Regions from separate parts of the Homo sapiens genome. Here region 1 is linked to region 2. A link is a loop called in an ENCODE intact Hi-C map of the cell type or tissue named here. Cell type or tissue: endothelial cell of umbilical vein. All regions are shown on one strand. Each heading gives the region's core, and the rest is flanking DNA. Links, peaks and the distances in the headings are about the cores only.

Evidence for each region. Hi-C counts contacts between places; a loop is a spot of excess contacts. Peaks named below come from ENCODE experiments on the same cell type or tissue, not always from the same donor. Only the 100,000 strongest peaks of a DNase experiment are listed, where the experiment ranks them.
Region 1: a loop joins it to region 2, with 3 times the contacts of the local background. A loop is called at or near these places in 5 of 110 quality-filtered maps.

The regions. Positions count from the first base shown.
Region 1 is chr12:11,862,811-11,865,727 of GRCh38, forward strand. The region is part of intron 4 of ETV6 (ETS variant transcription factor 6); the gene reads left to right. Among named protein-coding and RNA genes, the nearest start is that of BCL2L14, 210 kb to the right of the region's middle. In endothelial cell of umbilical vein, for the core only: no CTCF peak of the experiment used is centred there; DNase peaks (open chromatin) are centred at 221, 901, 991 and 1,351; H3K27ac peaks cover 2,046 bases.
Region 2 is chr12:11,813,366-11,816,282 of GRCh38, forward strand. All of the region lies in intron 2 of ETV6 (ETS variant transcription factor 6), which reads left to right. Among named protein-coding and RNA genes, the nearest start is that of ETV6, 170 kb to the left of the region's middle. RefSeq lists a silencer at 1,030-1,324. In endothelial cell of umbilical vein, for the core only: no CTCF peak of the experiment used is centred there; DNase peaks (open chromatin) are centred at 196, 336 and 1,186; H3K27ac peaks cover 1,495 bases.

The sequences.
Region 1 (2,917 bases), core at 153-2,652, 50 kb after region 2:
CAACCCATAATGGGCATAAGAGACCGGGAGTGGTATATGAAATATAGTTTGAATTCCACCTCAAGACCTTGAGCTTATGACTTCTGTCTAGCTCTGTGTATCATTCATACTTCCCACTAATTTTTAACAAAATGACTGGGAGAGGGAGAAAGTGAAACCCAGTGGACTGAGGCTTGAGTGAGCATTACCTCCTGGGCCTGTTGATTTGCGTCTCCCTGGTGACCTTCTTCTCTGACCAGCATCCGTGGGCTTAGGGAAAGCACGGTGGTGGAAATGTGATCCTGGTGTGTGAGATGCAAACTTGATCTTAGCCTTTGCTCTCCCTGGAAACTTATCGGTCAAAACTTTCACTAAAGGCAGTTTTTTGTCTGTTTGTTTAGGTTTACTGGTTATTTATTATTTATAGCATGGTTAAATTGGGTCAAATTTTTATGAATTGTAAGTAGAGAAACTTTTCTAATAAGAGGAAAGGATAAGAAATCAGACCTTTTTGTAAAGAAAATTACCCCACTTAAAGTCCTGGTTTATTTTAGGCCGTTTGGCAGTGAGAAGAAGGGATTATTTGTGTCTGACAGAGGTCTACAAGGAAAAAGGTTTGGGATCAGAAAACACTTCCAACCAGAATGACGGTTCCCTGCCAGTCCTTGGTCTTTCTTCCTCCCTTCCTTCTGTGCCCACATGGACTAATTATGTCTGGCTTTCCCTCCCTCTTCCTTGTATATTTCCCTTCCATATCAAGACCTTCAGAATGAGGGCAATGTGGATAATTTCCCAGTTTTCCAGCTGGGCAGCTCACCAAGAACAAACCCAGACATCAAGGCCAGACCAAAAAAATCTTCTTGTTTTAGACAGAAGACTCCTACATCTGGGGGATTTAATGCACCCACTGTCCGCTCAGTGCATTTCCTGTGTCCGGAGCTTCTCTGCCTGCCGGCTCTGGTCTCGTAAGTTTCCATGCCCTGCTGCCAACTTATAATAACAGAGGCGGCAGGCAGCAGGCTGAGAATGTCATAGCCTACTCCATACATGGGCACTGCTTTGCAGACTGAAACAAAGCTTGCAGGGTCTCATTGCAGGCCTCTCAGCCTTGACAGTGGTTGTGCCCAGACCACCAGGAGCCTGGAATTAAATACCCTCGGATCCAGTTCTCTACTGTTAATGTTATCAGCTTCATCAAGTACTTCCTCTTTGAGTGATATCTGTGGAGAAATAAATAAATCAAGCTCCTCCAAGTCCTGTTCCTGCCTGGATCCTGAGTCCAAAGTAAAATCTGAGTTGGATTATCCAAAGCACTATCACCCTCCTGCATTGTTCCCAAGGTCTGGGCAGGAACGGAGAGTGAAATCTCTCCAGGACATTACATCAGTTCCTCCTTTACCCTTGGCATGAAAGTTCTTCCTCTCCTGGTCCTCCCAGACTTCCTAAGGCCTGCCCTGAGTGCACACCCACACACTAAGCCTTGAAGCCCAGGACATCAAAGAAAGCCTGCAGGTAACCAGATTACTGACCAACGCCTGTGACCGTTTTGAAATTTATAAGATGGGAAATGGATTCAGGAAATGGGATTTTTCAATACATGGTCTTCATCATCCTTAAGTATTTTTAAGCCTTAATAAGCTTTTAAGTAAAGAGAGACATTCTGTAAATGGCATTTAGAAGAAAATATAGGAAAGTTCAAACTGGAACTGTCTTCAATAGTTGTTTACAGTGATCATATTCTGTGACAAATGAAAAGTGGACCAGGGACAAAAGATAAATACATTTCTATGGGCAGCAGAATTGACATCCATATTATCTATAAAAGGAAAGTTTGCCTTGTCTACAAAAGATTACAGATCATTTTAGTTGGTGCCCAGTAAGCATTTCTATGCATTTGGGTTAAAGTGAGGAAGTTAGTGCTTGTCTTTCCAACCTATATCCTTGCAAGGTTAATTAAGCACTTTAAAAAAAAAAAAGCTTTTTATAACAGGAAATATCAAACCTATACAAAAGTAAAGAGAATTGTGTAATGAATCACCATGTACCCATCACCAGTTTTGATGATCAACTCAAGGCCAATCATGTCTTCCTCTGTGGTCTACCTCCTCTCTCCTTCACCATCCCAGATTATTTTACAGCAAATCTCAGATATATAATTTCCCTTGTAAATAGTATCAACAGGCTGGGCGCGGTGGCTCATGCCTGTAATCCCAGCACTTTGGGAGGCTGAGGTGGGCGGATCATGAGGTCAGGAGATCGAGACCATCCTGGCTAACATGGTGAAACCCTGTCTTTACTAAAACTACAAAAAATTAGCCAGGCATGGTGGCGGGCACCTGTAGTCCCAGCTACTCAGGAGGCTGAGGCAGGAGAATGGCGTGAACCCGGGAGGTGGAGCTTGCAGTGAGCAGAGATCACGCCACTGCACTCCAGCCTGGGTGAAAGAGCGAGACTCCGTCTCAAAAAAAAAAAAAAAAAAATAGTGTCAACATAGGTCTCAAAAAAAGACTATAAAATCATAATAGAACCATCATATCACTTGAAAACTAGTAGTTCCTCGGTATCATCAAATAATCTGCTAGTGTTCACTTTTTGCCAACCATCTCATAAATGTTTTTTACAGTTTGGATCAGAATCCAAACAACATCTATACATTGCAGATGGTTAACGTATCTCTTAAGTTTTTTTCAACCTATAGGTTCCCATCTGCAACCTTCTTGTGTGTGTGTTTGAGCAGTCCCTCTCTTCAGGTTTTTTTAAAGAAGTCAGCCATAATTAGTATATTCGTATATATAATATATTATATATATTAGCGTAGGCTTATATATACTATGTAAGTATATACTTATATAGTATTAGTATATACTATATATCATATATACTATAATCATATATAGTATATATGGTGTGTGTGTATATATATACTATATATCATACT
Region 2 (2,917 bases), core at 93-2,592:
TGCGGGGCTGTCTGAGCAACCCAGCTCTTGCCTTTTCAGTAGCAGAGGTAATGTGGCCACGACTCAGAATTATGGGACCCCAGATGCTGAGGAAGTAAACTGACTTCTTTTCAGCTCACAGCAGACGCATAGACAACAGAGTAGATTTCATGTTCTAATGAAACAGTGTAGAAACTCTGTCCTTGGTGGCTCAGTACTGTGTGGTATGAGCCTCTGCCTCCCTCCCTCCCTCCCTCTTTCCTTCTCTTTTCCTCCCCCACCCCTTCACGGCCTGCCCTTTCCTGATTCTTCAGAACTGACAACTATAAATCCAGCCCAAATTCCTTTAAACAAAGGGTCACCAAGAGCACGACCTTGAAAAGACTTCTTGTGATATGCACTTGCAGAGTTGCATATTGTTCCTTGGATTTAGGACAGGCCAAAGAAATCTTCCACTTTATTTAAGAAGAGCCTGTGTGGTTCGAGGCCAGGGCCGTGGACATAGGATTAACCACAATAATAATACAATGAAGTACACATGCAAAATGAAAACTTAATAATGAAGAACTACTGATTTTTTCCAGGGAGTATCAAGCACTTCCTTGTAAATTCTTACAAGGCATGAATTATTTCCTAGAAATGATTTAGGCTCTTTTGGAAAAGTGCATTGATTCTTTTAACATCATAATTCCAGTTACGGTAAAACCTCCATTATCTGATTTTCTGTGAATTGCAAAGCTATTATTAACTGGTACATTTTATATTTTACCAGTACAGTGACAGCTGATATTTATAATGGTGACCCCAAAGTTCTGTAAAATGCCGAATTACCCACTCAGGAATCAAAGAAAGATTAAATTGTGTTAAATAGAGTTTTTCATGTTAAGTGTCTTATTTTATTCAGATCTTGTTTTAGAAAGTCCAAGTGTACATCCACCATAATTTTCGAGGGCAGTACCAACTTAAAATGTTTTATCTTTTCTTGGCTTTGTAAACAAAACCTTGTAAAAAAAAATTTTTTTTTTCAATACTTTGGGTTCAAACTACAGATCATTCGATCTCAAACCTGACAGGTAAACAAATTTTTTTTTCAGAGTAAGTATTGCAGACATGAAAGATCATAAATGTGTTCACCAAAGTGAGTGTGAGACAGATCACCCCAAACACTCTCCACTATTTCTCTATGATCTTAGCCCAGCTGTGTGTGTTGTGAGTCATGCCTGGGTCTGACACCAGCATTCAGAGGCTGGCATAGCTTAGCATCCACATCATAAAGGGCTCAGATCGATGGCTCTCCTTGTCAAGCTCTGCAGCCCTCTCTCAGGCTTTGTGAGATGTGGTTTGCATCATTTTCCTTTAAGGAAATGTTATGCAGAAACATAAATGCAGTATACAACGAGGAGGCTTTCACCAAGAAATTAAAAGGGTACAGATGTCTAGGAATGCAGGGGTTAAGACAAAAATGTACTGCAGGGAAAGAAATGTGAGCAGAATGCCCCTCTTTTCGCCTGCTTCTGCCTTGCATCCAGCCCTTCCCGGGGAGTGTGATGTGAACTGCCATCCAAGGTGGCTGTGGTACAGGGGCAGGGTCTGGGGGCTGCTTCTGCAGCTTCAGCGCAGAAAACCCAGAGCTCAGTCCCAGCAAAAGCCTAAAGGAGAAGGAAACAGAGGCCCTAACACAACAGAAAATGATGCACCCCACTTTCCTGTGGTTCATCAGTTCACATACTTCCCAGGAGAAGTCAAATCACGCCCCAGAATAGGATACCTACTTAGGACTTAGTGATGTTTTATAGTCATGTCGAAGAACCTTCACATCCATGGCCTCATTTGATCTCACAGCAAGATGGGCATGATTAAAAAAAAGAAGTTACTCCCACTTTCCAGATGAGAAAACAAATTCAAAGACAGTGAGTGCCTTAGCTGAGTCCTATCCAAGCAAGGCAGGGGGCAAAGCCAGGACTAAAACACAAGGTTCTAATTCCTTCTCCATGATTTCCTGATGCCCATCATACCCTAATAGAATAGGATCACCCTGCAAGGCAACTGGTCCACATGGAGAGTCCTCTTGGAGGACACCGACCCGTGGTGCCACCTCTGATTTGCAAGTTGGTGCATTAGACAAGCCCTGGAATGACAGCCAGAAGATCTCTATTCTGATCCTGGCCCTCCGTCTACTTGGGCCACTTTGATCAAGCCATTTAGCCCCGTTCCCTTCAGGTGGCTCAGCTGGAAGTAAGAATGATAATGCCCATGCAGCTGACTCACCTGGTGACTGTGAAGGCCAAATGAGATGATGTGTTTGAGAGCACTTTGCAAACTGTGGAGTATTGCCAGCCATTTCTCCTAATTTGGCTCAGGGCAGAAAGACATCCAGGTGAAGAGCTTGATGTGTGTGATGACTTAGGCTTGGGGATATTTGTGAACAGGACACAACAAATAAATTCGTTTGACGGGCAGAGGGACAGTATGCTGGGTATAGTAGAAACTCTTGGAACCTGCAGTTATTGAAGGGTTTAAAACTCAAAAATGATACAGAAGGCAGTTCTATTACAGTTTCTGCTTTTTTGCTGTTCAACACCTCTGAAGATGGTGCGTTTAATCCTTCCTGGGATGGCAGGTTATAGATGACTTCATGCTGAAAGTGACCCGTAAGGAATATCCGTATATTTTGAAGTGTATGTGGTTCACCAGGCAGAAAACAGTCTGCCAAGTCTCTCATCCCAGGCAGAAGGGGTGGCACATGCGAAGGCCAGAGAATGCAGTGCCTCTGAGAACTGTCAGATGTCAGTGTGGCTGGAGCCAGGTCTGCTAGAGGGTGAGGTTGGAAGTTAACCAGGAGTTTAGGAGGCCCTGGGAAGCCTCTGAAAATATTTAAGCAAAAACAGTTAGCTTTATGTTTTTGTTGTTGTTGTTGTTTGAGACGGAGTCTCGCTGT